2 separate regions of the Homo sapiens genome follow, and region 2 is linked to region 1. Evidence: chromatin loops called from intact Hi-C (ENCODE). Cell type or tissue: heart right ventricle. All regions are shown on one strand. Links, peaks and the distances in the headings refer to the core of each region. The heading gives the core; the rest is flanking DNA.

Region 1 (16,666 bases), core at 2,801-10,800:
TTTACACACTTACGTTCAACTGGGCTCTCTGATACTGGGAGCAAGGTGGTGGGGTTTAGGTTGTTGCAAACTTCAATGGTTATGTGGGGATTTTTACATAGCAAGCTTTGGTACTTGGTTAATCTAGCATTTGTTAGCCTATGATGCCCTTTGGTATTCATCAAAGTTACCACAGCATGGGGGGGCCTTTATATTCAGGTTTTGCCCAAGGGTTAGTTTATCTGCTCCTTGTGCTAACAGGGCCATTGCTGCCAGGGCCCTTAGACATGGGGGCCAGCCTTTGGAAACCCCGTCTAGTTGTTTTGAGAGATAGGCCACTGGCCTTGGCCAGGGCCCTACAGTCTGGGTTAAAACTCCAATTGCCATTTTTTCTCTTTCTGACACATAGAGTGTAAAGAGTTTTGTCAGGTCAGGTAGCCCCAGGGCTGGGGCTGACATGAGTTTTTCTTTTAACTCATGAAAAGCTTGTCACTGTTGGTTGTAATAGATGTAGTTTATCCAATCTACATTTTCATTAACTGTCACCCACCAAAATATTGACTCAAATCCTGCAGCTATTTGATTTCAAGCTTTAAATTGATCTGGTATTCCCCGAGGGACTCTCATGTCTAAATAGACGTGAGAGTTGAAAGACCCATAAAGGTCTTCTCTTGCTTTACGATGTCTTATTTTTCCTCCCTCTGGTTGATGAAATGCCAGGGTGAAAGTGATAGCCAATTGGACTAAAGTACAATTGCCACTCCAGTTATTCAGCAGAGTGCCCAGTAAAGGTCCACCGCAATACCACCATACATCTGCTCAGGGATGAACAAGGGCTGACTGATTGATAAGCTCTTGAAAATTCTTAAGCTTACTGCATCCCTTCAGGTCTCCAAGGAACGCTACGTTTCCTCCCTGTCATGAGAGACAGGAAGTGAACTTAGTGTTGGGAGACAGAGTCTGGATGGTCCTCCTGGGCTGACCTGCAGGGTGCCGTACTTTGGGATATAGTAGAGAGAGCTTGGCACGACTTATTACTCCAGGCTGTAGAATCCTGGAAAAGAGCTACCATGCAGCCCACACCTGGTCAACTGGAGGACCACCTTAGTGGAAAGGGGACAATGTGGGCCTCTGGCCTACCATGTGCACAAGCATAACAATTCCTTTTGTTTAATGTGCAGATGGAATATTTGATCCATTCCAAGCAGGCATTTGCATCTTGGTATCCTGTCTTAATTGCCAAAGTTTGTTTTAAGTCTTTAACTTCTATGATCCTCTAGTAAAATGAATGTATGATTTTAGGAAATTATAAAAACTGTTTGGGTAGTCCATCCTTGCTCTTTAGTGGTCCACAGAATGTTGGACCAACTATGGCATAAAAGCTCTACACTGGGGAACAAGACTCCTGGTTGACACGGGAGCCTTTATCGAAATTTCCCTGGATTAAATGGTCCTAATTTACTAATGCCCAGTCTGAGGAGAGTCAGGAGGGACAGAGGTACTTTTCTGAAGTAGAGAGCTGTCTTTGACTTGGCAAGTCCCCACAGGGTATAACAAGTCAAGCATTAAATGCAATAGTTTGAGGCGAAATTGACTTGGTTATGTTAATAACTAGAAGGTCAGCAAAAGAGCAGGAAAGAAGAAAGAGTAATAGAATACATGAAAGAATTAAATTTTTCTTAGCTTTAGTTTGGTAGGGTTTTCCCCTGGGACTATAGCACACGACTCTGGAGGGGATGGTGCTTTCTTGACTTGGTTGTGATGAGTCCATCCTTTTTTTTCTGTATGAACAGCAATCTTGATGGTTAGCAGCACAAGGTAGGGTCCTTCCTAGGCTGGCTCGATTTTCCTTTCTTTTCACCCTTTGATGAGAATGTGATCTTCATGCTGGTGGTGGTTTACTGGAAATTCTAGGGGGGGGTACACTTGCTAAAAGACTTTTAGTTTTGAGGGAAAGGAAAGTGGAAGATAAACCAAGTACATAATTTCTAAGAAATTGAGCTTTTGTTTTAAATGTGGGGACACCAGCAGTGAATTTTATAGTCCTTGGTGCCTTTCTACTGAGTAATTTCCTTTAGCACCTATTTTTATTAGTTTTTGGACCAAAGAAGCCAATCAGCATTTTATATTTGACAATGCTTCCGGTATGATTTTTATACCAGATAAGCTAAATTTCACCTTTATATTAGTGTGTTATAATGTTAAACTTAGTTTTAATAAAACTTTATATACATATTTATTCAATTTTTAATGTCAGACCATAAGGTAAGATTTTTATAGACTCTTTTTAACCTTTTATAATCTTTGTTAAAGAGCAGGTTAGTGCTTTAAGAAAAACCTGTCATGTTTTTACTTTAATGTCCAGTTCACAGAAAAACTGTGTGATACCCCTTTAACTTTAGCTAATATGTTTACACACAGAATTTACACACAATTAATGTTTTAAAACCTGATTAAACTTTTAAAACAAAATTTTAACATATTAATGTAGGTAAAAAATAGTTTTACATTCAGGAGGCCCAATTACTTTTAAATTATACAACATTTCTTGTATAAATTCTTTTTTTAACACACTTTTTTTAAATGATTTTTTCTCTTTCATGACTTTTACAGACAATTCTTTGACATGCCTTAACTTTCTGACTTATTACAAACATTTCTTTCTTTAAACAACCAGTTAATTTATTTCAGGACAAGAATTTACTATATAACATTCTTTTTACATAAATTCTGCCCCCCCTTTTTTCCCCCTTTTTTTTTTTTTCAAAGATAATCATTCTTTTCCAAAGTGAACTTCCTTTATGTCTGTGGACCAGACTATCTAACGCCACAAGATTAGAAGTTACTATAATACATGTTACATGGTTAACTTTTAGCAAACTTTACTTTTGTTGAAAACCTTGTAAGTTTGGGATTTCAATTATCCTTTGCTATTAATAAGACCTTGTTTAGTCCAAATTAACTTAGAATTGGTACAGATGGCTTTTTTTTTCCTTTAATTACCTGGGAGGAACCATCTATGGTCCTATCCTGAAGGGAGTTCCTCCTAGGTCTGGTTGGACCTTTGTATGGTAATTAAGATTTAGATCCCCTGTTAGGAAACCTGCTGGGTTAAGGCAATTTTCAGTGGTTAATGTTAAACCATCTTTTTTTTTTTTTTTTTTTTTTTTTTTTTTTTAGGATACTTCTGAACTGGTGAGGTGTGCTTACAATGAGGTTCCTCTAAAAGTTATTTTTTTACTTTCTTCTGTTAGCAAAGCAGTTGCTGCTACAGATTGAATGCATTTGGGCCATCTGTGGGTTACTGGGTTAAGGATTGTTGATAGGAAGGCCTCAGTGCTTTCAGGATATGCCCTGGTTTACACTGACAACAAAGTGGTATTGGAGTGTTATAGGGTTACAGCAAACACCTTTAATTATCAATTATAGGTTTTAAATTTACCTTGGCTTTTAAAGGAATAGGGTACACTTTTTTTTCCTTAACTACTTGTGTCTTTCTGTCTTTCTTTCTTTTCTCTTCTTTCTTTCTTTCTTTTTCTTTCTTTCTTTCTTTCTTTCTCTTTCTTTCTCTTTCTTTTGTTCTTTCTCTCTTTTTGACTTTCCTTTTGCCTCTGTCTCTTCCTCTCTCTCTGCCTCTCTCTCTCTTTCTCTCTTTTCTTGACTCCCTCTTTGTTTCTCTGTCTCTTCCTCTCTCTCTCTTTGCTGGTCTTTCCTTGCCTCTGCTAGCCGCTTATGCTGCTGTTCTCTCAGCCACTGTGGCGGGGCGGTCTAAAACCAGCTGTAACCAAGTGTCTATGTACGGGAACTGGTCTGGGTGCCCTGGCTTACAGGTTACCTTGTGCCATACCTTTGAAACAAGGGACCTATCCAGGCTTCCTTCTGATGGCCAACCCACCTGTAATGCTGGCTAGTCTATCTTACACAAAGTTTTAAGTTTTCCTGGTGTCATAGTACTCCATAGTCTCCCTTAAATCTTTTCTTGAAATTTTTCAACATAGTTCCTAGTGGGGTGGGCTTACTTTGTGCCTGACCCATGCTTCCTTGAGGCAAAACACCAAGTTCACACCACACGCACACCACAAAACAAAGAATGGGTAAAAAGGGTACACACACACTTTTACAGTTTACACCAAACCAGAATCAAAACCAAAATCAGAGTATCAAGCAATCCAAGCCAGGTCAAAACCAAAACCAAAGTATCAAGCAATCCAAGTCAAGTCAAAAACAAAAACCAAAGTGCTGGTACAGGCATGCCGTGGGTTATCAGGCCACGCTTCCACTCCAAAGGAGTGTGCAAGTTCCAAAGACTAGTCTTACCAAGTTTCAGATGTCCGGACACCAAGTGCCAGTTCCTTCCTGGTGTTCAGCCACTGTGTTGATCCTCTGCAGGGGCCTGCCATGCACCACTCTGACTAGGTGTTCCACTGGGGCAATTGCCTACCTGGGAGCGCTCTCAGGATCCACGTCACTCAAGCTGGCTGGGGTCCCCTGCAGGGATGCTCCACAGGGCAGGCCTAAGCCGCCTAAGGGGTTGCCTTGACCTTCTGTTAATCACCTCGCTTCCCAGTCAGGGAACCAAGAAATGTAGCAGGACGAGCCACAGACAAAACCCCTCAGTCACCGAGTTAAAGAAGGAAGGGCTTTATTTGGCCAGGAGCATCGGCAAGACTCACATCTCAAAAACAGAGCTCCCCGAGTGAGCAATTCCTGTCCCTTTTAAGGACTCACAACTCTAAGGGGGTCTGCATGAGAGGGTTGTGATTGATTGAGCAAGCAGGGGGTATGTGACTGGGGGCTGCATGCACCGGTAATTAGAACGGAACATAACAGGACAGGGATTTTCACAGTGCTTTTCTACACAATGTCTGTAATCTATAGATAACATAACCGATTAGGTCAGGGGTCAATCTTTAACTACCAGGCCCAGGGTGTGGCGCAGGGCTGTCTGACTGTGGATTTCATTTCTGCCTTTTAGTTTTTACTTCTTCTTTCTTTGGAGGCAGAAATTGGGCATAAGAAAATATGAGGGGTGGTCTCCTCCCTTAGTAGAAAGGCCTCATAAACTGGGCATTTGCTAAGGAGAACTGCTTTAAAAAGGGTACGGTCATTCAATGCCTGCCTGGGACAAATGGCCCTTTGGTACTGGCTGTAGAAATCATCTAGATGGTGCAGACTGTGCTCTGGAAGAGCATTTTATTGCAGGGACACTGCAAGAATTGACTGTCTTATTAAGAAGCACTGTTATAATAAAATGTGATTTAATTACCAAGCAGGGGTCAAGAAAGGATTGGGGGAGGGATTTAATCATGAAAATACTGGCCCAGATAAATTAATTCTAAGGGTGTTTGTAATAATTAGGCACATATATTTGAATAATAATCACACCCCCAAATTATGTGAAAAGTATACCCCTTTCAATTGCATAAAGTAGTTTACGTGCCCATTATCAACTGAGCCAAGGAATGTGTAATGATATGAAACCTAAGATCTTCATGAAATACTTCCATAAAAAATAACAGACAGCTTTCCCTTTACTTATATTTACTTGCCAATTTCAAAGGAATCAAATTCCATTAAATTATATAAATAAACTGTCCTGAAGGCACTTGCTTCTACTGTTTCAGGAAGCTACCCTATATTTAGAAAATTTCTGTGGCTCCCGATAAATGTATTTCCTTTAGAAAAGCAATTCTCATAACTTAAGTGGATAGAGTAGTCACTGTTTTTAATGAAACTAAGGAATTTGTGATGTCATCTTGTGTGTGCCAGTCCTTCAATTAAGAGGGGAGGACCCGAAAATGCAAAACCCTATGGTTATACCATGCACTTTAAAAGAAATGTATCAAAAGCTCATTATGCATGGTCACAGTTTGCAGCAAAATACAATCCTTTAGAAAGTGAAAGGGACTGCTCTTTTATGTAACTTGGCTCTGGAAGCCTGCGGTGACAAACCACACACATCAACAGCCCCCACTTTGAGCAAACGTGGAAAACCACTTGTTAGCTCCGCCCCTCTAAGTACTCCTCCCTGCGGCTCCATTTTGTTTTTAAACTATTTTATTTTTGGTAAAAGTTAAGTTTACTAAGCTCTAAAATACATGAAATCTCCTGCTGTCTATTCTAACACTGGAAGCTGCTCCAGGATAAAAATTGGTGCATCCCATGTAATAAGGAGGAGGAATGTTATTTTATTAACAGTTGGCACCAGAATTCCTTCAGAAAGGGAAATGTAATTACTCTGAAAAATACCCTGATAAGAGCTTCTAAAGTAGAAGAGATCCCAGGAGGGGCCAGGGTGTGGGCGGAATGTTTCTGAGACAAAGGGAGCAATTTGGCTGTAACTTGCAAGGGCGTCCAGAGGGCCTGGGAGGGGAGGAGCATTGGAGCCAATCAGAGAACATCTTCTCAACGTGACTCTTCCTCTCCATCCTCCCGCACAAGCCTTTGCTAAAATGACTGAGCTGGCTAAGTACTTGATGCAACTAATTTTTTATTTTACTTTATTTTATTTTTTGGTAGAAGCGTGGGTAAGGGTTGGGCTTGTGTCTAGATCAATTGAGTATATCAAGGTTAACATGTATGGACCTAAGACTGGAGGCAAACAGACTCTAAAAATAAACTTGTAGGATTTTTTTTTTTAGAAATTATGGGGAGGCCTCTAGGTGCTCACGGGGACATGTTTTTTGATGTAGTCTTTGGAAGCTCTTTTCTGATTGCCTCTATTTATTTTCTCAGCAAAACAATAAGACTCTCAGCAGCTAGAAGAATAACAAATATGTTGGAAGTTTGAAGAGCAAGAATAAAGTATGAAATAGATATTTTACCAAAAATGCCTTTTACCAAAAGACTTTTGCCAAAAATAAAATAGTTTAGATTTTATTGATATCTTTTAATGAAATCTTTGTGGGAGCTAGAGGGCCTCTGATGGAATCTTGGGTAAACCAGCTAGTTTATGGGCAGAATCACTGCTGTCATGGGTGGGAAGCTACTGTGGATAGTCTTAAGCTGCTTCATGGATGGTTACTTGGAAACAGGACTCTATAAATACAAGATATCATGGTTGCTTTTCCAGTCATTGAACTGGCCAGACTTCAACATAATGTTTTTTAAATTATTAATTTATTATTATTATTCTTTAGAGACAGGGTCTTGCTGTGTTGCCCAGGCTGAAGTGGAGTGGTACGATCATAGCTCAGTGTAATTTCAACCTCAAGGGCTTAAGTGATCCTCCTGCTTCAGCCTCTGAAGTAGCTGGGACCACAGGGTCCACCACCATGTCTGGCTAATGTGAATTTAAGAGGCTAATTGACGGAAAAAAATGATTCTTTAGTAGACTAACAAAGAATTTTGAGATCCTAACCTTACATTTCAACACTAGTTTTTCAAAATTAATTCAAAGTCCCTGAGAATGAAGGATAAATTAAGGGTCAAAATGGTATCTAATATTCCCCAAATGATTCTTCATTAGCCAAGGTTGCTAGAGTGCAAATGAAGGTGAGTCAGCATATTGAACACTTTGCACACGATCATCATATCTATTCTAGGATCAAACCTAGAGGACCACAGTTGAAGCCAATGGACAAAGGGTAGAAATATATTTGATCATGGTTTACAGTGTGTCTTAGGGGTTTCTGGGTACAAAAATAATGGGATATCACCCAAGGCAGGGGTCCACAAACCCCAGGGCATGGTCTGTGGCCTCCTAGGAACTGGGCCGCACAGCAGGAGGTGAGCGGAGAGTGAGGGAGCGTTACTGCCTGAGCTCCGCCTCCTGTCAGATCAGCAGCGGCATTAGATTCTCATAGGAGCCTGAACCCTATTGTGAACTGCGCATGTGAGGGATCTAGATTTCACACTCCTTTTGAGAATCTAACGAATGCCTGATGATCGGAGGTGGAGCAGTTTCATCCCAAAACCATCTCCATCCCCCACTGTCTGTGGAAAAATTGTCTTCCACGAAACCGGGCTCTGGTGCCAAAAAGGCTGGGGACCACTGACCTAAGGAAATGATTCAATATATGTTAGATATTTCCTCCAACTGGAATTTTCTGACCCAAAGTTTCAGATTGCATCTCCCCCTCAAGAGATACTGTCCTTGATCACGCCTTATAAAGTTTTCCCCTGCATGTCACCCTTTGGATTTCTTTCACAACACTTATTATCATCTGAAGTGATCTTGAATATTTTTATTTTTTACTTGTTTGTGGTCTGCCTGCCAACCATTGTGATATGAAGACCAAGAAAACAGGAACCCAGTGTGCCTTATTCATCTCTGTTTCTCAAGCTGTAGGATGCCTGGCACATAATCAGAGCACAATAAGTATTTATTGAATCATTGAATGCATTTCATTCAGCATCTAAGCTGCAGAGATTATCAAAATCCTCATAGGCCACTACAAATATAATGTAGTTACTTTTATAAAGGAAACACGTACTGAGGGATTCTAAGGCTGGTGTTTTGAACTAATTCCTTTTTATTATCAGCCTAATCTTGGATCATGTAAATGATGATCACATTATACCTGTCAGAATACTTTGCAAGAAAAAAATTCACTATTATAGTCTCTCTACACCAAAGTGAATCTAGAGATTCAATTAAACGATAGAATAGTAGAGTTCAGTTTTGATATGGAGAAATGTTTTGATGTTGTATTTTAGTTTGGGTTAATAGCATTATTAGGTTGCATGCTAGGGTAATTAAAAGCATGAGTTCACTTTTGTTTTTAAGAGATGAAGTCTTGCTATGTTGCCCAGGCTGAAGTGCAGTGGCTATTCACAGGCAAAATTATAGTGCACTGCAGCCTCAAACTCCTAGGCTGAAGTGATCTTCCTGTCTCAGCCTTCTAAGTAGCTGGGACTACAGGCTTATGCCACCACACCCAGTTCAACACATTTTTTTTTTTTTTTAATTTAAGAAAAAAATTATGTGGCGGAAGCTAGATAGTAATACCTGTTTACAAGATTTGACAAGATTTAATACTACTTTTGTTTTAAAATTTATTTATTTATTTTTTGTGACGGAGTCTCACTCTGTCACCCAGGCTGGAGTGCAGTGGTGCAATCTCAGCTCACTGCACCCTCCACTTCCTGGGTTCAAGGGATTCTCCTGCCTCAGCCTCCTGAGTAGCTGGAATTACAGGCATGTGCCACCACGCCTGGGCTAATTTTTGTATTTTTAGTAGAGGCGGGGTTTCACCATGTTGGCCAGGCTGGTCTTGAACCCCTGACCTCAAGTGATCTGCCCTCCTTGGCCTCCCAAAGTGCTAGGATTACAGGCGTGAGCCACTGTGCCTGGCCTTAAAATTTATTTGAAAGCATAATTATGAATGGGGAATATATTAATAAATGTGTTCAGGCCGGGTACAGTGGCTCATGCCTGTAACCCCAGCACTTTGGGAGGCTGAGGTGGGAGGATTACCTGAGGTCAGGAGTTCGAGACCAGCCTGGCCAACAGGGTGAAACCCCGTGTCTACTAAAAATACAAAAATTAGCTGGGCAAGGTGTTGTGCGTGTAATCCCAGCTACCTGGGGAAGCTGAGGCAGGAGAATCGCTGGAACCTGGGAGGCAGAGGCTGCAGTGAGCCGAGATCGTGCTGTTGCACTCCAGCCTGGGCGACACGCAAGACTCCCTCTCAAAAAACAAACACACACAAAAATGGTGTTCAAAATGAGAACAAATAACACAAATTTCTTTAGCATCGTATTATGGATAGTTAGGAGAAGTTATTTCAGAACTAATTTAAATGCATTGTTTTGGGAGAATGGAACTTTTTTTCTACTTCATACCATATTGCTTCCATTTTTTTTTTGTTTGATATTACTTGTCTGTTTTTGTTTGTTTTTGTTTTTGTTTTTTTCAGACAGAGTCTTGGTCTGTCACTCAGGCTGGAGGGCAGTGGCGCGACCTCAGCTCATTGTATCCTCCACCTCCCGGGTTCAAGCAATTCTCTTGCCTCAGCCTCCTGAGTAGCTGGGATTACAGACGTGCACCGCCATGCCTGGCTAATTTTTATTTTTATTTTTTGAGACGCAATCTGCTCTGCCGCCCAGGCTGGAGTGTAGTGGTGCGATCCTGATGCACTGCAACCTCCATCTTCTGGGTTCAAGTGATTCTCCTGCCTCAGCCTCCCAAGTAGCTGGGACTACAGACACGTGCCACCACGCCCAGCTAATTTTTTTTAATATTTTTGGTGGAGATGGCATTTCACCATGTTGGCCAGGATGGTCTCAATCTCCTGACTTCGTGACCCGCCCACCTCAGCCTCCCAAAGTGCTGGGATTACAGGTGTGAGCCACCATGCCCGGCTAAGTTTTTTAATTTTAGTAGAGATGAGTTTTCGCCATGTTGGCCAGGCTGGTCTCAAGCTCCTGGCCTCATGTGATCTGCCTGCCTTGGCCTCCTAAAATGCTGGGATTACAGGTGTGAGCCACCGTGCCTGGTCGCTTGTCTGTTATATGTTGTCAAGAGGCCTTGTTTTATAACAAAACTAGACTTGTTAGATATAAAATTATTAATTTTCTTCTAGGTATATTATTTTCTCCATTCTCATATGAGAAAAATTAATTAAAAAAGTACTTTTGTTAGTACTCTTGTACTGCTGAATGAAACTGAGTGCATAAAAGAAAGTTACAAAATTATTTTAAAATTTCATTTCTGGAATTGGTGTGTGCATATTTATTATGGGTGGAATAAAGGAAAAAGTATTTTCAGATGTTTACTTATACACAAATTTTTTTTTCTTCAAAAAATAACAGTAGGCAAGATGCGGTGGCTCACGTCTGTAATCCTTGCACTTTGGGAGGCCGAGGCAGGTGGATTGCCTGAGCTCTGGATTTCAAGACCAACCTGGGCAATACGGTGAAACCTCATCTCTACCAAAATACAAAAAATTAGCCAGGCATGGCGGCATCTGGCTGTAATCCCAGCTACTCAGTAGGCTGAGATAGGAGAATCTCTTGAACCTGGGAGGCAGAAGTTGCAGTGAGCCAAAATAGCACCACTGCACTCCAGCCTCAAAGTGCAGAGTCCATCTCAACAAAACAAAACAATAAGTATGTTAGTTATTTCTACATAACAAATTATTGCAAAATTTTGTGGCTGAAAATAATGAGCATTTACTATTAGTAACAATAATAAACAATTATATTATTATAGATAAATAAAGATAATTTATTATTTCTATAAGGAATCAGGGAGCAGCTTAGCTGGATAGTTTTGGCCTGAGGCATATTTCATAAGACTCCAGTCAAAATGTTGACCCCTGCTGCAGTCATCTGAAGGCTTGACTGGGGCTGAGGGATCTGCTTCCAAGATGATGCACTCACATAGGTGGCAAATTAGTGCTGGTTGTTGACAAGAGACCTCAGTTCTTCATCATATGAACCTCTCCATAAGACTGCTGGAGTGTCTTTACAACACGGTGGTTGTAAGACTTCCCCAGAGCACTGGGCGCGGTGTCTCAAGCCTGTAGTCCCACCCACTCGGGAGGCTGAGGCCAGAGAATGGCGTGAACCCGGGAGGCAGAGCTTACAGTGAACCGAGATTGTGCCACTGCACTCCAGCCTGGGCAACAGAGCGAGACTCCGTCTCAAAAAAAAAAAAAAAAAAAGAAAGACTTCCCCCAGAGCAAGCGACCAAGGAAGCAATGTGGAAGTTGTAATGTTTTTTATTATCTAACCTTGGAAGTTACATCATCACTTCCGTGATGTTCTGCTAGTCACACAAACCAGACTTGATCCAATATAAGAAGGAACTACATGAGGGCATAAATACAAGGAGGTAAGGGTCACTGGGTATTATCTCAGAGGCTGACTACCATAGTAAGAAATATGAAGGTTAACTTGAATTCTACCACTCTTATGAATTTTGAATTTGTTACTGATGTTCACTAAAAAGTGCTTTGCAAATTATGAGGTGAACATGGTGGAAAATAGAAATAGCATTTCACAAAAAGTCCTGATCAGTGTATGAATAACATCCTCTGCTTCGAAATATTATGAACATTGCATATCATCACATTAGATAAAGCATATACATAAGTATTGTCAAATCTGCTTCATAAGATTATAAACATCTTTTGCTTTTGGTGGGGCACGAGATCAGATAATTGCAAAGAAAAGATGGAGAAAAGGTAAAGACTGAAAAAGAAAATAACAAAGACCAGAGAAAGGAAAAAGAAGTAGAAAAAGAGAAGATAAAGGAAAGGGGATAAAAGGGACAAGACAAGACAAATCAGAGGTAGAAGAGCAGAGACACAGAAGATAAAAACATGCAAATAAAAGGCAAAAGAAATGTGAACCCAGAGGTGATCTGAACAAGAGAGAAGGAAAAGGAGAAATGATCGTGAGGGGGGGGAAAGAAAAAAAAAAGACAGAAAAAAAAATTAAGGTTTTCATTCCTTTACCAGTTTTTAGATCCTTTTCCACCTCAGAACAGGCTTGCAGCCTCTTATTTTCTGTGTTTCCCAAGCTCCTCTGGGAACTCCCCTTAATACCTGGTTCTCAGAACCCTGCTTTTCAGCTTGTTGCTCAGACTGGGTTGGGTAAGTTTCTGGGGAAGAGAGTAGGTTAGCCATTTTATTTATTGTCCAACTGTTCTTCTTAAGTACACACTCCCTTGTTAGGTAATATTTTTCTAGAAGTATTGAAAAAAGTAATTTCTTAGAAAAAAAATCAGACACAAACAAGTGATTTTCTGAGAGAATTTTAGTTCTGTAAAAAAGTATTACCATATTTGGATTTGGTTCCCTTTGTATATCTGGCAGATGAGTATAGTTCTTTTTGGATTTTTGATTCAGGGTTTACTTTAGTTCAGATTTCTGCTTCAAGTCATGTTTCTGTGGTTGAAATAAAATTCTGGCTAAAAAAGTACCTAGCTACTAGTTTTCATTAGCCAACATTTCTTTTTTTTTACGTGAGAACATTGCATAATCTGTGCTTCAATAATGATTAATTTGTAGACTTTAGAGAAGTTTGGATAAGCAATTTTTGTATGTGGAAATATTAAATGAGCAATATGATTATTTTTTTTACATTTTTAGTGTATTTTCTGCTAAGTTAACAAAGGCAAATTTAATCAAAGCAACTAATATAATATGCAACCTTCTTTTTAGACCATCTCCTGCCTCCCTCTCCCCAATCTGGGTTATTTTTTAAAAAGCTATTTAAAAATTTAAAAATTTCAACTAAGTAACACATTCACAAAGCTCAAATTCGTCTTTTTTTTTTTTTTTTGAGATCGAGTCTCAAAGTGCAATGGCATAATCTCAAACTCCACCTCCCAAGTTCAAGCGATTCTCCTGCCCCAACCTCTTGAGTAGCTGGAATTACAGGCGTGCGCCATTACGCCTGGCTAATTTTTGTATTTTCAGTAGAGATGGGATTTCACCATGTTGGCCAGGCTGGTCTTGAACGCCTGACTTCAAGGGATCCTCCTGCCTGGGCCTCCCAAAGTGCTGGGATTACAGTCATGAGCCACCGTGCAGGGCCTCAAATTCATTTTGATTGAGATTCACTGGACTTCTTTAATTTGTGATTGGTAACCTTCATCATTTGGGAAAACTTTTTTCTATTATCTCTTCAAATATTGTCGCATTCTCATGCTTTTTTCTTTCTGGAACTCTAATTAGAGGCATGCTTCTTTCTCAATCTGTCCTCCATGCCTTTTAACGTTTCTTTTATGTTTTACATCTCTTTGCCTCTCTGTGCTTCCTTCCAGACAAGTTCTTCTGGCCTATCCTCCATTTCAATATTTCTTTTTTCTCCAGCTATGCCTAATATGCCATTAAAACCATTCATTTAGTTTGTAATTGTAATAAATATAATTGTCAGTTATTGTGGTCCTATTTGATTCTTTACAAAAAACTGCTTCATCGTTTTGCAGTTTCTTATTATCTGCATTTATTTTCAAGCTTGGCTATTGAACGATCATAGTTGCTTTGTAATCTGTGTCTGATCATTCTAGTATCAGATTTTTTTTCAGTCCTCTTTCTACTTTCTGTTATTTTTGTTGCTTATTGCTGTAGTACTTTGTCTCTTTAATGACTGTGAGTATTTTCTTTGGAAAATTATTTGTGAGCATTCTTTGAGTCCCTGGATGATGTAAGTTCTTCCAGTGGGGGATTTGCTTTGGCTGTATGCCTGGAAACAGTACCAGTTCTTGACTTTTTCCTGGATCATTCAGTTTATATTAATTTGGACTATAAATCCTCATGAGGGCTAGCATGGCATTGCCACTTATTAGGGAACTTCTCCTTTACTCTCTTAAGTGTCTTTACTTATAGTCCCCTAGGGCAAGGGCTGTAGAGTTTATTTTTGATTCATCCTTCCACCAAGGGTTCATCCTTATACCAGTCCTCTGGGATCTGAGTATCCTATTAGGTTCCCCAAGCAGTTATGGGCTTTGTCTTCTATTCTCCCACATGTCCTGAGACCATGGAAATCAAGGCTGAGATTGGACAGGTTTGGCAAATGCCCTCAGTGTCTGGTTCCCTTCTGGGTTCCCATGTTCACTAAGATTTTGACTTAATAATTCCTTCTTGACACCCCTTTGATGCTTTTAAGGTTTTACTAATATTTTATTTTGTATTTTCAGCTGGAGGGTTATTCCAATTACCTAGCCTGCGCTATTACTAGAAATAAAAATCCTGGTACAAAATTTAACAGCTACAAAAGGTATACAGTGAAAGGTTTCCCTGTTATTCCTGCCTTTCTGTTCACCATATGATCATCTCAGTAGGTGCTAAAACCACATTTGATAAAATTGAAAACTCATTCACACATTCACCACACACACACATACACACACATGCGCACACACTCTCTCTCTCTCTCTGTCTTAGAAAATTAGGAATAGGAATAGAAAAGGAAACTTTAAAAAACCAATAATGGTTTAATGTCATACTTTGGTGTTGAAAATGTGGGGATATTCTTGCTTTTTACTTAGTCCAATTTCTTTATTTTTCGACATTGGACGAAATCCCAGAAAGGTAAATTGACATACCTAAAGACCGGTGGTCTACCCAGAAAAGCACAAGTTATTTTATTTATTTTTTAAGGTATTTTGTAAATGCTATTTTTAAAACTAATTTCAACTTTTATTTCAGATTCGGGGGTAGATGTGTAGGTTTGTTACATGGATATGTTTTGTGACACTGAGGTTTGGAGTATGAATGTGTGAATGACCCCATCACCCCGGCGGTAAGCATAGTACCCAACAGGGAGTTTTCAGTCCTTGTCCCTCTTCCTCTCTCCCCCACTGGTAGTCTCCAGTGTTTATTTTTCTCATCTTTACGTCCATACCTAATGCTTAGCTCCTGCTTATAAGTGAGAAAGAATGTGCAATATCTGGTTTTCTGTTCCTGCATTAATTCTCTTAAGATAATGGCCTCCAGTTGAATTCATGTTAAAGGACATGATTTAATTCTTTTTTCATGGCTGCAAGGTATTCCATGGTGCATATGTACCACATTGTCTTTATCCAATCCTCTGTTAATGGGCATCTAGGTTAATTCCATGTTTTGCCATTGTGAATAGTTCTGCAATGAACATATGAGTGCATGTGTTTTTTTGGCAGAACAATTTCTTTTCTTTTGGTTACATACCAAGTAGTGAGATTGCTGGGTCGAATCGTAGTTCAGTTTTAAGTTCTTTGAGAAATCTCAAAACTGCTTTCCACAGTGGTTGAACTAATTTATGTCCCCACGAACGTGGTCTTCGCTTTGTTGCCCAAGCTGATGGGGGTATTGTTATTAAAGTGTTCCCTTTCCTCTGCAGTGTTGCCAGCATCTGTTATTTTTTGACGTTTTAATAATAACCATTCTGACTGGAGTGAGGTGGTATTTCACTGTGGTTTTGGTTTACATTTCTCTGATTCTACTAATGTTGAACATTATTTCATGTTTGTTGGTCCCTTTTATGTCTTCTTTTGAGAAGTGCCCGTTCATGTCACGTGCCTACTTTTTAATGGAGTTATTTGTTTTTTGCTTGTTGAATTACATTCTTTATAGATTCTGGATAGTAAACCTTTGTCAGATGCATTGTGTGTGAATATTTTCTCCTATTCTGTAGGGTGTCTGTTACTCTGTTGATAGTTTCTTTTGCTGTGCAGAAGCTCTTTAGTTTAATTAGGTCCCACTTGTCAATTTTTGTTTTTGTTACAGTTGCTTTAGAGGATTTGGCCACAAATTCTTTGCCAAGAATTTTCTGTCTCCCTGTTATTTCTACCTTCCTGATCACCATATGATCATCTCAGTAGGTGCTGAAAGCACATTTGATAAAATTCAAATCTTTCACACACTTACCCATACACACAACCTCTCTTTCTTAGAAAACTAGAAATAAGAATAGAAAAGGAATTCAAACAACAGTCAGCTACAAGAGATAAGTCAGAAAATCTTGGCTGGGCACGGTGGCTCACACCTTTAATCCCAGCACTTTGGGAGGCCGAGGTGGGCCTCCTGAGGTCAGGACTTCGAGACCAGCCTGGCCAACATGGTGAAACCCTGTCTCTACTAAAAATACAAAATTAGCTGGGCATGGTGGCACATATCTGTAATCCCAGCTACTCGGGAGACTGAGGCGGGAGAATTGCCTGAACCCGGGAGGCGGAGGTTGCAGTGAGCCCAGCTCACACCATCACACTCCAGCCTGGACAAAAAGAGTGAAACTCCGTCTCAAAAAAGAAAAA
Region 2 (16,666 bases), core at 3,761-11,760, 110 kb after region 1:
TGTGACCTTGGGTAGTTTCTTCAACTACAGAAAGAGAGGTAATAATAACTAATGTGGAGGCTGTTGTGAGCATGAGGAATAATTTAAGGAAGAGCACCTGGTACATGGCAAATGTCCCATAAACATAATTGCTGTTGTTATTAATAATAACGTGAAAAGCATTCAGAACAAAACATTTGAAATGAGTCCCGGAAAGATTAATTTATACTTAATAGTCAAGAGACTATCTCTCAATATTTTCTATGTGCTGATTTAGAAGAAAGTCCCTGCTCTAGCTGGAGAGACAAATGTCACACACAGAAATTTGAATAATGCAATAGATGGAGGACATTTCAATATATTAAAAAACTATTAAAGAAGATAACCCAAGATGGACCGAGTGTACCTACAACGATTTTGTTGTTGTTTTTTTGTTTTTCAGTTGAGCAGATGCTCCGGCTGCCACTCCATCATATATTGGAAACAGCATTACTTTATAGTAAATCATGACCACGGTGTATGGCAATGAAGTTGCATCTGAAGCAGCCGGCACCCTATGTGCTAGCTGGCTTTTAGACCAGGAGACTGTGAATCTGTGGTCAGGATCTCTTTAGGGCTGCTAAATATATACTACCCACTATCACTCGCTGGAGCTGCAGACCCTAGTTTTAGAGTTTCACTTCTTAAAGACCTTCATCCTTATTAAAATGGTAATATCCTTACTGTCATCAATCACTGACACATTGGTATGAGTGAGTTTGAGTCTGGTTTGAAGAGTAGGTTTACTGGAGGAGGAGGCTCACAGGGAAGCTGGGAGGGAACCCACAGCTACTCTGCAGAGAAGGAGAGAGGGAGGTGAGGTGTGGAGGCAAGGGGAAGAGAGGGTGGCTATACTAACAGTCTCCTGGCTAGAGAGGAGGATTGGACCATTTTGCATTCTTTTTTTTTTTTTGAGACAGAGTTTCACTCTGTCGACCAGGTTGAAGTGCAGTGGCACAATCTTGGCTCACTGCAACTTACATCTCCCCTGTGCAAGTGATTCTAGAGCCTCAGCCTCCTGAGTAGCTGGGATTATAGGTGTGTGCCACCATGCCTGACTAATTTTTGTGTTTTTAGTAGAGACGGGGTCTTGCCATATTGCCCAGGCTGGTTTTGAACTCCTGGCCTTAAGTGATCCACCCACTTCAGCCTCCCAAAGTGCTGGGATTACAGGTGTGAGCCACTGAGCCTGGGCTATTTTGCATTCTTAAAGTAGCTTTATCGTTCATGCCTCTTCTCCTCTATGCTAGCACTGGTTATACTTACAAAGATGGAGCATGATTTTCTTCCTTATTCTTCTCTTTGTTCTAGGAACCAGAAAGAACAGGTGTTAATCTTATTAGCAAGGAAAGGAGGCCTCAGCAATAGCGAGAAACCGAACTTATTTGTGAGGCCTTGCATTTTGATGTGAATTGTTTCCAGGGATTTAAAAATATTCAGTAAAACACAAAAAAAGTAATGAAAATTTTTTAATAGCCTGAGGTGAGTATAGTGTAGTTCTTCTGGTGGGAAAATTATATAACGTTAAATCATCCTTCTTCATGAAGATATATGTATTCATATATGAAACTGAGGTTTCATAGGTTGTTGTGAATGGTTCAAAGAGCTATGGATAGGCCGGGCACAGTGGCTCATGCCTGTAATCCCAGCACTTTGGGAGGCTGAGTTGGGGGGGATCACCTGAGGTCAGGAGTTTGTGACCAGCCTGGCTAATGTGACGAAACCCTGTCTCTACTAAAAATACAAAAATTAGCCGGGCATGGTGGTACACACATCTGTAATCCCAGCTACTCGAGAAGCTGAGGTAGGAGAATCACTTGAACCAGGGAGGCGGAGGTTGCAGTGAGCTGAGATCACCCCAGTGCACTCCAGTGTGTGCGACAGAGTGAGGCCTCATCTCAAACACAACACAACAAAACAAAACAAAACAAAACAAAACAAAACAAAACAAAAAAGAGCTATGGATAGAGTGATGGGAAAACTGAAAGTAGATTTACTGTTAATTTTTGTTAATCACCATCTATAATTATTTTATATATTTGTGTACTTATTTATTGTCAGAGTTTCCCCCTAGAATGGAACCCAGTGAGAGCAAGGACCATTTCTCTGTTCTCCACCATGTCTCCCACCACCTAACACAGCGGTTGGCATACATTTGAGGAATGACCAGTTTGGTTCAAAATTACCTTTTTCCTAAATTTACTTTAATATAAGCACTAAAATGAGATACCTGAAGATTGTTTGAAACATAAAAACTCAATCCTGACATGAAATTATATGATAATCATGAATATATTCTCTGCTAGACCCAGATTAGTATGACTCTATATTTTCAACATCTGCCATTTTAAAATAAATTATTCAACATTATTAGATTCCTTATAAATGACATCAATTAGCACTGCAAGGCTGAGTCTTGAGGGATTTTTTTTTTTTTTTTTAGAGGCTGGGTTGGTAAATGTCTTAACTCTTCATATTCCCTAGAAAGGATGAAAGCAATCTGGGCTCCCAGCAGGCTCCCTCCCGCCCATCCCTATTGAAGATTTAATTAATGTGCACATTATTTTGGGCTGCCCATTCCAACACTGCTGGACATAGGTAGAAGTAAGAGTTTGAACCAGGAGAATGGGACGGAAGCCCCTGCTCCCCACCATTGGGAGAGTTAAAACTGGCACTTCCCATCGTTTAGTGGCAGTGAATCAAAGACTCTTGTGCTGACTGCTAAAGACTTGCTTTTATATAGAAGTCCCTGCCAGGCCTTTACATATTGAAATGAATCATTGTCGCCTGTGTCAGTTTTGCTCTTCATTTGCTTGATGTATTTCATCTGCATTTGGAGGTATTAAGAATCACTGTTTGATCTATTGTATTTATTGTCACACAGTTATACTTTGGGTTTTCTGCAAACCTGTAGAAAATATGCTGCTTAAAGATATTAAAGGGCCATTAGCATCCTACATCGTCAAAGCATTTAATTCTAAGACACCTCTTAAAGTTTAATAAGACAAAAGACTTGCTTTTTCTTAAATCTCTAGACTAGGGTGACCAGCTTGTCCTGGTTTGCTAAGTACTTTCCTGGTTTTAAAGCTGAAAGTCCCACATTCCTGGTATCCTTCCAGGCCTGGATAAATGGAGGTTAGTCACCCTATCCCTCCTTGTGTTGTTGGGAGACCTTATCAGGACTTCTTGAAACCAGAGCATACAATTGATTTGAGTCCAGCTTTAAGTTAAAGAATAATAAATCTCTACCATGGCAAAGAAACTAAAGTCAATAAGTAGTAAAAGTACACTATGGAATTGCCGTGTGCAGAGTTCTTTGAAGTACTACTCTTTGGAACCAGCCTGGGATTCAGACATTTGTGCCTTGCTGCTTTTTGATCCAAGGAATGCAGGGTCAAGTTATCAGAAACATTTGAAGTTGTTTAGAGAATTGTGAAGAATTTCACTAGGCTAAACAAATTATACATCTTGGGATTGATTGCAAAGAGGCTTAGGATGATAGTGTCTGCATCAAAGATGCAGTGATGCCTTTGATAGAATGAATCACTGCTACTAAACCATCTTAAATGAGAACCAGCTTTTCCCTCCAAACCAATCGGATTGATCTGTGCATTGAAATATGTTCCTGTCACGATCCTTTTACTGCATTGGAGACAAGAATGCTGCAAAAAGAAGTGCCAGAAGCCATGCTTGCTGGGATTGAGAATATCTTATTTACGGTCTGAGCGCATTATGGTTTGACCACTCCTCTATCGTACATGCTAATTCCTTGAACATTACTAAAGGATCCTCTGAACTTCTCAGTCTGCTTTTCCAATCCTTTTTTTTTTGTTATTGTGTTCTGTGTTCTCTTATGTGATGGTCAGTGGGGTGTGGCCACAAGAGGCCACACATCAGAGGCTCAGGAAAACAAAGTTTATTATCCCCAGAGGGTCTGGAAACAGGAGGCATCTTTACTGGGGTTTTCATGGGGAAGACAGGGCAGAGGAAACTGGAATTGGCTAGTTTGAATAATTCCTGTAAGCTTTGGGCTATAGGAGTAGTCTTTAGTTTCCTGGTATGCAGCCTGGGATGATTAAGGCAGAGGAATATTGCCTCCTGGTAGAGGAGGTATGGCTCTGGACTGGTTAGTTTTCATAACAAAGGCATTCTCCATGAGCCCTCTGCTATCTCTAAGAACTGGCTAACCCAAAAGGGGCAGTCTCTCCTGAGCTAGATTTTTAAGATGTTAAAACATCATAACAGGCCAGGCACGGTGGCTCATACCTGTAATCCCAGCTTTTTGGGAGGCGAAGGCGGGCGGATCCCATGAGGTCAGGAGTTCCAGACCAGCCTGGTCAGCACGGTAAAACCCCATCTCTACTAAAAATACAAAAATTAGCTGGGTGTGGTGCCGAGTGCCTGTAATCCTAGTTACCTGGGAGGCTGAGGCAGGAGAATCGCTTGAACCCAGGAGGCAGAGGTTGCAGTGAGCCTAGATTGTGCCACTGCACCCCAGCCTGGGTGACAGAGCAATACTCTGTCTCAAATAAATAAATAAATAAATAAAACATCATAACATATAGAAAAACATTACAAACAATACAAATTGACATTTCATTGATTCCCAGAGAGTGAAGGCAGCATGGCATAGCAGAAAGAGGGAGGTCTGAAGTGAAATCGTATGGGTTTAAATCTTGGCTTTGCCTGATATGAACTGTAAAGTGTAGGCAAGTCTGTTGACTTCTTTAGGTCTCAGTTTATCATCTGCAAAATAGGCTTAACAATTCTTGTCATGATTGCTGGGAGGACTAGATAGGATGATATATGTGAAAGTTCTTAGTAGGTACAGAAATTATACTAAAAAAGACAAACAAATCCACATGCTATGATGCAGTGTGGACTATCTTTGGTCACCTACATGTCAAAGGTGGTCTTAAACTGCTCTGGTTTGGTAAATGTTGGAGTAGACTAGAAGTCAGAGAGTACGGAATCCACCCTTATTTGCTCTCAGGCTTTGGTTTACAATGAGCTCAAGTGTAGGGATTGTGTCAAATGATTCCTGGAATCCTTTACAATTTGTAAAATTCTATGAATTCGTGAAGTCTGCAAAATGTGAATCCGAGGTGTATGTATTGTAGAGCAACTATTAGACCATTTATCACATTATACATATATATATAAAATTATTATTTTTTTGAGACGGAGTCTCGCTCTTTCGCCCAGGCTGGAGTGCAATGGTGTGATCTCCGCTCACTGCAACCTCCACCTCCTGGCTTCAAGCCATTCTCCTGCCTTAGCCTCCCGAGTAGCTGGGATTACAGGCGCCTGCCACCATGCTGGGCTAATTTTTGTATTTTTAATAAAGATGGGGTTTCACCATGTTGGTCAGGCTGGTCTTGAACTCCTGACCTCAAGCAATCCACCCACCTCGGCCTCCCAAAGTGCTGGGATTACAGGCGTGAGCTACCATGCTCGGCCCTATCACATTATATTTTACAGAAGCCATCATCCCATACCTTTGAGTCCAGCCCCAGAAAGAGCAGTCCCTTGCATACCATCCAGCATGACCTTGGGCATCCTTTCCCCACTCCCCACCATAGCTGTTTCGGCTAGAGTTGGAAACCTGTCCACGGTAGGCCCCTTGGAGTCTCCTGCTGGACACTTGGGATTAGAATGGAGACAGTCAAGTTAACAGACAGTAATGCTGGACCTGGACGGTCACTAGCACGTGTTGGAAGCTGAGGGCACCAGCCAGTGTAAGCCACTGTGGATGGTGTAATAGGAGAGCAAAGGAAGGCAATCTGGGAATGGGTTGGATGGGGAGGGAGAAAAGGTGGGGGAAAGAGAGAAATGTAAAATGAGGGAAGCAGAGGAAGAGATAACATGGCAATGAAGAAAGTAACATCTTTGGTCATTTTCTGTTCCAATCACCCACAGCAGGCCTGTCAGTTCTCTCTTACCTTCTGTTCTCTTTTACCTAAGTAGATTTTAGTGGCTTTTCTATTCTTGATCTCCAACCATGCCCTAAGACATATGGTAACACAGACTGAGGATTCTCTGACGGCAGGGCTTTGTCTCATTCCTTTTTGGAACAAGCACAAAGTAGATGCTCAATGAATTTATATTAAAATGACATGAAAATCATATGTTTGTATCTGAAGTGTCACTGATGGCATTTATATGAAAAAGGTTAATTAAAATAGATAATTATGTTTCAACAGGCATTTCCCTGGATCTTCTCATTTGGTCTACAAGTATTTTTTCTTTTCTTTTCTTTTCTTTTTTTTAGAGATAGGGTCTTGTTCTGTCATACAGGCTGGAATGCAGTGGCATGATCATAGCTCAGGCTGGAATGCAGTGACGTGATCATAGCTCACTGCTGCCTCAACCTTCTGGGCTCAAGTGATCCTCCCACTTCAGCCTCTCCAGTAGCTGGGACTACAGGCTTGTGCCACTATACCCAGCTAATTTTTCAAAATTTTTTTTGTAGAGATGGCGGGGGTGTCTCTCTATGTTGCCCAGGCTGATCTTGAACTCTTGACCTCAAGGGATTCTCCCGCCTCAGCCTCCCAAAGTGCTGGATTTACGAATGTGAGCCACCACATCTGGCACACAAGTATTTTTGAGTACTGTCTTCACTGTGTTTTCGGGAGCCACACAGGATCTAGCTCACTGTAGGGTTTATTTTAAAATGTCTGTTGAACGGAATGGCTCAGGATTGTTTTACATACTGTAGAGATATAAAAAGAAACATAATTTATGGTTGCTCTACATAAGCAGTATCCAGTATAGTTGGGAAGACACATGGAAAAAAAAATCAAACATAGTGATTTGAAGTGGATTTCAAATAGCTGGAAGAATGGAGGTTCAGTGAGGTCTCATGTATTTAGAGAAGTTTTGTGGAAAATCAGGAAGTTGAATTACACCTTGAGAGCTGGGTGGGATTTGGCATGGTAGAGATAGGTAGAAGACATGGTAGAGATGGTAGAGACAGGAAGAAGACAAAATGCTTAGCAAAAGCTTGGGGGGCAGTAATGAGAGTTTTGCTGTAAACACAACTTAGAATTTAATGATTCACATGAAGAAACCTGATACACCGTGTCCAAGTACGGGAGGCAATGGAGTGCCATGGTTAAGGGTGTTGACGATGGAGGTAGACTTTCTGGATTCAAATCTCAGCTCCTCCTTCCCCCCCCGCCCCCGCAACTGCCTTTGTGATGTTGGGCAATTTACTTTTCTGTGCCTTAGTTTCCTCATCTGTAAAGTTGGGGATAATAATAGTACCCACTTCATAGGGATGTTGTACAATTGGAGGGGATGCTGTTGGTAAAGTTCTTAGATTAGTGTCTGGAACTTAGTAAGCATTTAATCAATGTTAACCGTTAATTGTTTTTGTAATGGAACTCTGGTTCTATGACCCAATTAAAAGAACTATCCAGTTAATTTTGAATTGGGTATAGAATAGCAGATCTCTTGGTCATTAGGTAAGCCAGTTACTATCTGAATTGGTGCTGGACTACTGGTAGGAACTGGTTTATGGTCAGAAGAACATTGAGTGTGTAGAACTCAGTGGAAGGCTTTGAGAGCCAGGGAGAGGAATTTGGACTTGGGGACGATGGGCAAGGCACAGTCATATTTCCTGAGCAGGGGAATGATGTGATGAAGGTGAGAACAGGAGAGCGGGGGCAGCGGGCAGTCCCGTGAGCACCAGTGAGGGAGTGGGGGTGCTAGTGCAATAATTCAGGGGTAAGGTGATGAAGGCCAGGGACAGGACTGTGGCTGTGAGAGGGAAATGCAGTGGGAAACTGGAGAGACTTCAAAGGGAAGGTGTCCACTTCTCACCTCCTCTACTGCTGCCACCCTGGTCCAGGCGACTGTCACTTCTTGTGTGGATTACTGCAATGTTCCCCTAACCCTTCTGCCTCTGGCCTTGCCCGGAGGTCTAATCTCTTCACAGGTACCGCTTTGCAGTCTGGCAGCTTTCCTATTGCACTCCGAGGACAAGCTGAACGCCTCGCTCGGATCTACGAGGCCTGTGTGGGAATCCCGCTTCCACTGGCTTCATTCCCTACTAGGCATCCACCCCACTCCACGAGGCTGCCATCCCTGACTTCCTCCAACACATCAGGCCTTCCTCAGGGAACTTGCCTATGCCTGTTCTTCTTCTTCTTTTTTTATACGGAGTCTCGCTGTCTCCAGGCTGGAGTGCAGTGGTGTGATCTCGGCTCACTGCAAGCTCCGCCTCCTGGGTTCACGCCATTCTCCTGCCTCAGCCTCCCGAGTAGCTGGGACTACAGGCACCTGCCACCACGCCCAGCTAATTTTTTGTATTTTTAGTAGAGACGGGGTTTCACCGTGTTAGCCAGGATGGTCTCGATCTCCTGACCTCATGATCCGCCCGCCTCGGCCTCCCAAGCCTGTTCTTCTTAAATATCTGCCTAGGCTAAGTGTGGCGGCTCACGCCTGTAATCGCAGCACTTTGGGAGGCCCAAGTGGGTGGATCACTTGAGGCCAGGAATTCGAGACCAGCCTGGCAAACATGGCGAAACCCTGTCTCTATTAAGGATACAAAAATTAATCAGGTGTGGTGGTGCATGCCTGTAGCTCCAGCTACTCGGGAGGCTGAGGCACGAAAATTGTTTGAACCCAGGAGGCAGAGGTTTCAATGGGCAGAGACCGTGCCACTGCACTCCAGCCTGGGTGTCAGAGCGAGACTCTGTCTCAAATAAATAAATAAATAAATAAATAAATATCTGCCTAGATAATTCCTTTACCTCTTTTCTCCTTTAAGTGTCTGCTTGAATGTCATCTTATTAGTGACCCTTAGCCACCGTTTTAAAGTAGCAGCCCTTCTCCACCTGGGCACTCCCTGTTCCCCTTACCCTGTCTGGTTTTCTCTTTGTAGCCCTTATCACTACTTGACCTAGGAGCTCTTTATTTGTTTATTGTCAGATTTCTGCACTGGGATGTGAGTTCTATGAGGACAGATGTGTTTGACTGTCTTGCTTACGGATGTATCCCCAGGAACTAGAACAGTGCCTGGCATACAGTAGGTGCTCAATAAATGTGTTGAATAAATACATAAATAAGAAGTCAGATTTGTTTTGTTAGGCACAATGCCCAGTGGCCCTTCAGAAGCTGCCTTATTTATGCTTCCAGTGACGCTGTTCAAGGAATGTATTGTTCTCATTGTTTTACAAATGACAGCACTGAGGCAGAGACCAGAGGTGAACAGGGGCACAGAGCTGGTAAGTGATGCAGTCAGGAGTTATGTCCAGTTCCTTTGACCTTGGTGTCGCCATTCTGCATGGCTAAGATGAGATGGGGAGGGAGGCGTCAACAGGATGCCGGGGCTTCCAGGTTCTGGAAGATGGAAGAGCGTCAGAAGCACTGACAGAAATGCAAATGCTGGGAAGAAGGCCAGAGCTTCAGAAAAAGAAGTAGCTGAGGGAGGAAATGTTGGATCAAGTAAATATTCAGGAAGAAAATCCTGCTTTTAAGGAGAATGACTAAATAATATATTGTCCAAGACCCCTGTGAGAGTGAAAGTGCGCACTATTTTTTTTTTTTTTTTTTTTGAGACAAGGTCTTGCTTTGTCACCCAGGCTGGAGTGCAGTGGCACAATCTCGGCTCACTGCAACTTCCACCTCCCAGGTTCAAGCGATTTTCTTGCCTCAGCCTCTCAAGTAGATGGGATCACAGGTGTGCGCAATCACACCTGGCTATTTTTTGTATTTTTAGTAGAGATGGGGTTTCACCATGTTGGTCAGGCTGGTCTCGAACTCCTGACTTCAGGTGATCCACCTGCCTCGGCCTCCCAAAGTACTGGGATTACAGGCATGAGCCACCGTGCCCGGCTGCACTATTAATAATAAGGTACAACAACAGGCATACATGGAGGTTGTCCCAGCAAAGGGGGATAAGCGGTCCCTTTGGATTCAAGTGATTGGAACATCCATGAAAGTCATGTCTAGAGATTTGGGTATCTCCCTTCTAGAGATACACAGGGAAGACACAAGGTTAGGGTTCTTATCATCAGGGAGAAGGGGGAAGGGAACATGAAGACCAGCTTTGAGACCCTACCTGAGATAAGTGGGAGGAGAAGAAAGAGCCTATGGAAGACAGAACCAGAAGGGAGAAGAGGTACAGAGGTCAGGAGGAGAGGGGACAGGAAGGAGGGGGAGCGGGGAAGGCCACATTTTTCACGCAATTTAAAAGTAGGTCAGTGGGAAGCTGGTAACAAAAACAAGACTAGAGAATCACTTGTTTTTTGATTTTGTAACAAAATCTTCATCTGTTTCAACACAGTGCTAAAAGGCATTTAATTAAAGCAGCTTTGAATTCATTTTGACTTGAGAACTGTTTTTCTGCGGCTCCTATATAAACCTTGAGACTCTTTGGGATGCTTTCTTTTTTTTTTTTTGAGACAGAGTCCTTGCTCAGTCACCTCGGCTGGAGTGCAGTGGCACGATCTCGACTCACTGCAACCTCCACTTCCTGGGTTCAAGCAATTCTCCTGCCTCAGCCTCCCAAGTAGCTGGGACTACAGGTGTGCGCTACCATGCCTGGCTAATTTTTGTATTTTTAGTAGAGAGAGGGTTTTGCTATGTTGACCACGCTGGTCTAGAACTCCTGGCCTCAAGTAATCCACCCACCTCAGCCTCCCAAAGTGCTGGGATTACAGGTGTGAGCCACCACTTCCGGCCTGGGGTGCTTTTAAAGGCTGGATCAGGAATCGGGTTTTGGTGTCCCAGCCTGAAGTTTAAAAAAGTTTTTTTTTAAATTTTTTTAATTTTAAGGAATGTTATTTGTTTCTGGACAATTTATTTATTTATTTATTTTTTACTTTAAGTTCTGGGATACATGTGCAGAGTGTGCAGGTTTGTTACATAGGTATATATGTGCCATGGTGGTTTGCTGCACCTATTAACCCATCATCTAGGTTTTAAGCCCCTCATGCATTAGGTATTTGTCCTAATGCCTTCACTTCCCTTGCCCACCACCTCCTGACAGGCCCTGGTGTGTGATGTTCCCCTCGCTGTGTCCAGGTGTTCTCACTGTTCAACTCCCACTTATGAGCAAGAACATGCCGTGTTTGGTTTTCTGTTCCTGTGTTAGTTTGCTGAGAGTGATCAGCCTGAAGTTTTTTCCTGTACCTTTGCTTGGCCCAAGGCAATAAGAGGTCCTGCATTCAGAGTGGCATTGACACAGATCAAATCTGGGCCCCAGGTAGAAGATATAGAAGCAAAGGGGATACTTCTGTGATTTCTGTGGGGTCAGAAAGGTTAAAAATTGAGTTTCTGAGCCAGCATGAGTAATAGTGTCTAAAATCTGGTTTTCCATGGTAAAGTAGAAATTTTACATTTCATGAACAATTCAAGCAGATATTTTCCTACCTTGGCTTCTTCCTTCAATAGAGGGAGGGAGATGGGGCGGGGGAAGCAAGCAAGCCAACAGAACCCTAGTTCAAAACATAATTGAAATGATAGCATAAACAACAATGCTGGTGTCTACAAGTAACGTGGTTTACCAGCTCTGGTGGTCTGTCTCATAATTGGGAAAGAGAGAGAGCTAGGTTGCTGAGCACAACATTTTTGTCTATCCAGACATGATTAGTCCACTTGGCTCTAGCCAGAAGGTGCCTTTTCCAGGTAGTGACGATGTGCGCTTAGCACATGGCTTAGTGTTCTCAGTTTATTAGAGAGTAAAGTCTCAGGACTGAGGCCATGGAAACAGAATCACTCTCTCGCATTCTCTGAATGGGAGTATGAGTAATTGTGTCGGGTAGCAGCAACCGGCAGAGGACAAGCAGCAGGCCTTCCCTGCAGTTTCTTTTTTATCACAGCAGAAGTCTTACTGGGCAGAAATCACTGTGGCACACAACGCCTGGGCACCAAAGGGAATAAAATCTCACAGGAATTCAAAGAGAACAAAGTCATTAACACTGAGCCAAAGCCTGCTGGCGTACATCGCAGAAATCAAATGGATATAGAGGGCTCCTGAGAGGAGAAAATGCATAACTCTAGGCTACCCTGCACAAGATGCTAATATCAGTACCTAAATAGTGGTTTTCACGGAAGCAGTTTTTCTGTAGCTGGTGTTCCTGCCACATTGGAGGAAAGTGTGTCAAGGCTGACCTTGAGCAGAATGAGAAAGTAGGAGTTTGTTTTGGCACACCACACCGCTCTGTCTTTCTCAACTCCACCCTAAAGACTGAGCCTTCTTCAACAGTCCCATGCAAGGTTTTGTACTCAAAATGAGAATTTATTGGCAGTATATGGTACGGCACCAACTATGCTCAATATGCTCCTCCTTTCTCTTTTGATCACCTCCCTCCTTCCTCCTCTCCTCTTGTCCCATCTGTTTTATTTCCGTGGCTTTTCTTTTCCCTTTTCCCTTCTTTTTGACCATTCTTCTTTTCTTTTCCAGAAATATGAAACAGGGAGAGAGAGAAAGGATGGGAGGGGGTGCGTAGAGTGGGGCTGGGGGAGACAGAGAGGGGAGTCAGGGAGGGAGGGTTATCTGTTACCTGTAGATTTTAAATCTGTAATGTTTGTTGGGGTTTCTTTGTTTTGTTGGTGTTTATTTTCGCCTCATAGGGTTGTTGGGAGGATTAAATGTGGAGTGTTTAGCTCAGTGCCTGGCATGCAATAAGATCTCAGTAAACACTATTTATTAGTAATGAAAAGTTTACCCTTGGAATAAACATCTTCAGATCTAGGCCATCTATTTGGGGAATGGGGGATTTCTTCTCTCCTCTTAAAAAGTTCCTTTTTCTCAAGTTCTTGTTTTATTTTTATCTATTATTATTATGATTTTTAGAGGCAGGGTCTCACTCTGTTGCCTAGGCTGGAATGTGATGGCGTGATCAAAGCTCACCACACCTTCAAACTCCTGGGCACAAGCAACCCTCCTGTCTCAGCCTCTCCAGTAGCTGGGACTATGGATGCATGCCACCATGCCCAGCTAATTAAAAAAATTTTTTTTTTTTTTTTAGAAATGGGGTCTTGCTGTGTTGGCCAGGCTGGTCTTGAACTCCTGGCCTCAAGCAACCCATCAGCCTCGGCCTCCCAAAGTGCTAGGATTACAGGTGCAAGCCACTGCACCTGGCTGCTTTTTCTGAAATTCTTTTAGGATAATTACATGTATACATGCACATAGTTATATGCACATGAATGTACATACACACACACAGACATTTTCTTTCTCTGTTTTACAGAGGGAGCTCAATGCAGAAAATAAAGCCAAGGCTTCAACTTTGGTCGAGTAAAGTAGCTTTCAAAAAATTTTAACCTCCACAACTGCCACTTATACGTACCTCTATATAAAACAACACACAAATTTTCAATAAACAATATTTATCTTCACTGCTGGCACTATTGTGTTCAGGTCTGTTCCATTCTCTTTCATTTAAAAAAAATGCTGGCCAGGTGTGGTGGCTCACGCCTGTAATCCCAGCACTTTGGGAGGCTGAGGCGGGTGGATCACAAGGTCAGGAGTTCAAGACCAGCCTGAGCAACGTGGTGAAACTCCCTCTCTACTAAAAATACAAAAAATACAAAAGTGCAGTGGTGTGATCTCAGCTCACTGATCACTCATCTTCGCCTCCCCAGTTCAAGCAATTCTCCTGCCTTAGCCTCCTGAGTAGCTGGGATTACAGGCATGTGCCACCACGCCCGGCTAATTTTATATTTTTAGTAGAGACGGGGTTTCTCCATGTTGGTCAGGCTGGTCTCGAACTCCTGACCTCAGGTGATCCACCTTCCTCAGCCTTGCAAAGTGCTGGGATTAGAGGCATGAGCTTTATAAATTTTAACTCATTTAGTACACATAACCACTCTAACCACTCTAGATAGTAGACTATACTATAATTACTCCAGGGGAAGAATTGCCTGTTCTTTGTTTCCAATATCTAGCCAGAATCCAGAAGACTTGCATATTATAGAAGCTGGGCTAAATACTTAAGTAGAAATGAGAATAATATTATGGAACAAGCAATTGCTTTCATAAGTCCTGATGGGCAAACAATAGCCAAAGATGGTGACCACAAACCTCGAATCAGCAAACCTGAGACTTGGCATATTGCTGTAGTTAGGCTGAAATTATTTGTGATGTACTGCAAACTTTTGTTGTAAAACATAACATAAAAATTTAGTCACATGTAAACATTCACCCAGAGAAAATTTCTGTAACATTTGTTGTTTTATCCTGATCTTAATGCAGGATAAAACAACAAGGGGCCAGGGCACCCCACCTGCCTATCACCCTTTGTCACCACCATCACCACCACCCACAGAAAGAACAGCCTGGTGTCTGAAATGATGGGTAAAGAATTGCTTGTAAACTAAAAAGAGAAAACTCAAATGTCTACCTGTTTAGTTAATAGAGTTTTAAATATTTGACAACCTTCATTCTTCTCTCATTATAAAAGTAAAATGATGTTCACTGTTAAAATTCTGAAACATGCAGTGAAATGTAAAAATGAAAATATAAATGACCCCAAGTATCACCACCTACACACAGCAGCTATTCACACTTGGTGTAGTGTGAGTGTGTTTAGGCCTTCAGACATGTTTCATTTGGCTTACCCAGTGTTTTAAAATGTTTTTCATTATAAAAACCTGGATTTCCAGTATCTCTTGAAAAAATACCAAGATCTGACAACACTTGGTCCACATTCTTGCACAACAGCTGCTGAGAGCTGAGTAGCTGCTGCCCCTCTTGGGCAGGGCAGGGCTTAAGTATTTCCTCCACCAGAGTCCCCACCGTTCCCATTTTTCTTACACTTGGTCAGGTTCATTTACTTGTTATTCTCATATTCTGGTGGGCATTTGAGTTTTCTCTCTTTCAGTTTACAAGCAATTCTTTACCCAGCATGTCAGGGATCAGGCTGTTCTTTTTGTGGGTGGTGGTGATGGTGATAGTGGTGACAAAGGGTGATGGGTAGGTGGGGTCCTCTGGTCCCTTGTTACAGAGGGTGGGGGAGCAGAAGTCTTTTATTTCTGGATTCTGCTCTTTCTTTTCTAGTATACTTAACATTTTAAAAAAGCTCCATATGTAGAGGATTAATTTCTTTTCCTTCCTTTCTTTCTCTTTCTTTCTTTCTTTCTTTCTTTCTTTCTTTCTTTCTTTCTTTCTTTTTTCTCTTTCTTTCTTTCTTTCTTTCTTTCTTTCTTTTTCTTTCTTTCTTTCTTCCTTTCTCTCTTTCTTTCTTTCTTTTTTTCTTCTCTCTCTCTCTTCCTTTCTTTTTTTTTTTTTTTTTTCGAGACAGGCTGGAATGCAGTGGTGTGAATCTCGGCTCACTGCAGCCTCCTCCCGGGGTCAAGAGATCCTCCCACCTCAGCCCGAAAGTGGCTGGGACTACAGGCATGCGCCACCACAGCCGCCCGGCAAATTTTTGCATTTTTTTGTAGAGATGTGGTTTCGCCATGTTGCCCAGGCTGGTCTCAAACTTCTGGGCTGGAGCAATCTGCCTGCCTTGGCCTCCCAAGGGATGAGCCACTGCACCCAGCCCATCCACTAAATCTTTAAATGAAAAACTGCCACTGGCCTCTGCAGTCCATACCTGGAATTTTTTCTAGGCCACTGGCTTTTAATTTTTTTTAAAACTATCACTCACAATGAGAAGTCAGTTCTACAAAATGACTCAACATATACATGTTTACAACAGAAAAAAATGTTTCACAGAACAATCACTTGCCCTTTATGTGATATACACTGGTAAGTTCATTCTCTTCTAATATAATTAAAAAAATAAACGGGTCATGACCCATTAAATTGATGTAATAACTCTCCTACAGGTCATTACTCTTGGTTCGAAATACAGCTTTCTGGGACAATTTCTGGTTTACAACTTAGGACTTCAGCTTTTCTCTTTCCCCGACCCATTCAAGTCTCGCATGCCATTCTTCAATAATCCCTTTAAGCCAATGACTTGTTTGGATCTGCTCACCTGGATTTGACTGTCCCCACCCTCTACACCATGACTTCTAGACTTCAGCTCAGTCATGGGCACCACCCAGTCCCTGTTGTGCCCCATCCAGCTTGTGCGGGGCCTGTCTTGGGTTGGCATCATCTCTCTCTATGCGTTGTTCCTACTTGACAGGGATGGGAACTATGGTAGAGGATGAAACTTCTTGTCATGCTGAGAAGAGCATTACCTACCATCATTAAGAAAGGCTGTACCTAGAGTACTCGTACCCCAGATACTCACATGTCGGCTCCCTCATTTCCTTCAGCTTCAGTTCTACTGTCCCCTCCCCAGAAAGGCCTTTCTTGACTATGGCACCTCACCTAGAACCGTGGTCTCATCTGTTCCCTCACCTTGCTTTAGCTTTTCTTTTTAGCTCTTATAGAGGGTCTGGCTGTAGGAGTCATAGAATGTAAAAGCAGGGAGAGATTTAGAGACCAGCTATGATTCAAGCCTCTAATTTTATAGAGAGGAAATGCAAGTCCAGAGAGATAAGTAAAGAGTCCATGGCATCCTAGATTATTCATGGCAAATCTGAACTAGAAACCAGATCCCTGGGTACTTGTCAGTTCCTCACTGGTTATGATGAGGTTTTTTTTTTTGTTTTTTTTGTTTTTTTAAACTCTGTCTTATAATAAGCTCTAGGATACATGATATTAGACTGTATTATACTTAGTAGTAAATAGTGGTATGAA

Evidence for each region. A loop is a pair of places that touch in the nucleus more often than their neighbours do. Peaks named below come from ENCODE experiments on the same cell type or tissue, not always from the same donor. Only the 100,000 strongest peaks of a DNase experiment are listed, where the experiment ranks them.
Region 2: it touches region 1 in a loop (2.0-fold over the local background); 2 of 110 quality-filtered maps call a loop at or near these places.

What each region holds. Positions count from the first base shown.
Region 1 is chr12:68,528,586-68,545,251 of GRCh38, reverse strand. No RefSeq gene overlaps it. Among named protein-coding and RNA genes, the nearest start is that of RAP1B, 74 kb to the left of the region's middle. RefSeq lists an enhancer at 5,683-6,645. In heart right ventricle, for the core only: no CTCF peak of the experiment used is centred there; DNase peaks (open chromatin) are centred at 5,931 and 6,301; H3K4me3 peaks cover 1,130 bases; H3K27ac peaks cover 2,317 bases.
Region 2 is chr12:68,415,887-68,432,552 of GRCh38, reverse strand. It overlaps LINC02384 (long intergenic non-protein coding RNA 2384), which reads left to right. Exons shown (of 4, transcript NR_120458.1): 4 at 422-711. Among named protein-coding and RNA genes, the nearest start is that of LINC02384, 27 kb to the left of the region's middle. In heart right ventricle, for the core only: no CTCF peak of the experiment used is centred there; no DNase peak of the experiment used is centred there; H3K27ac peaks cover 1,374 bases.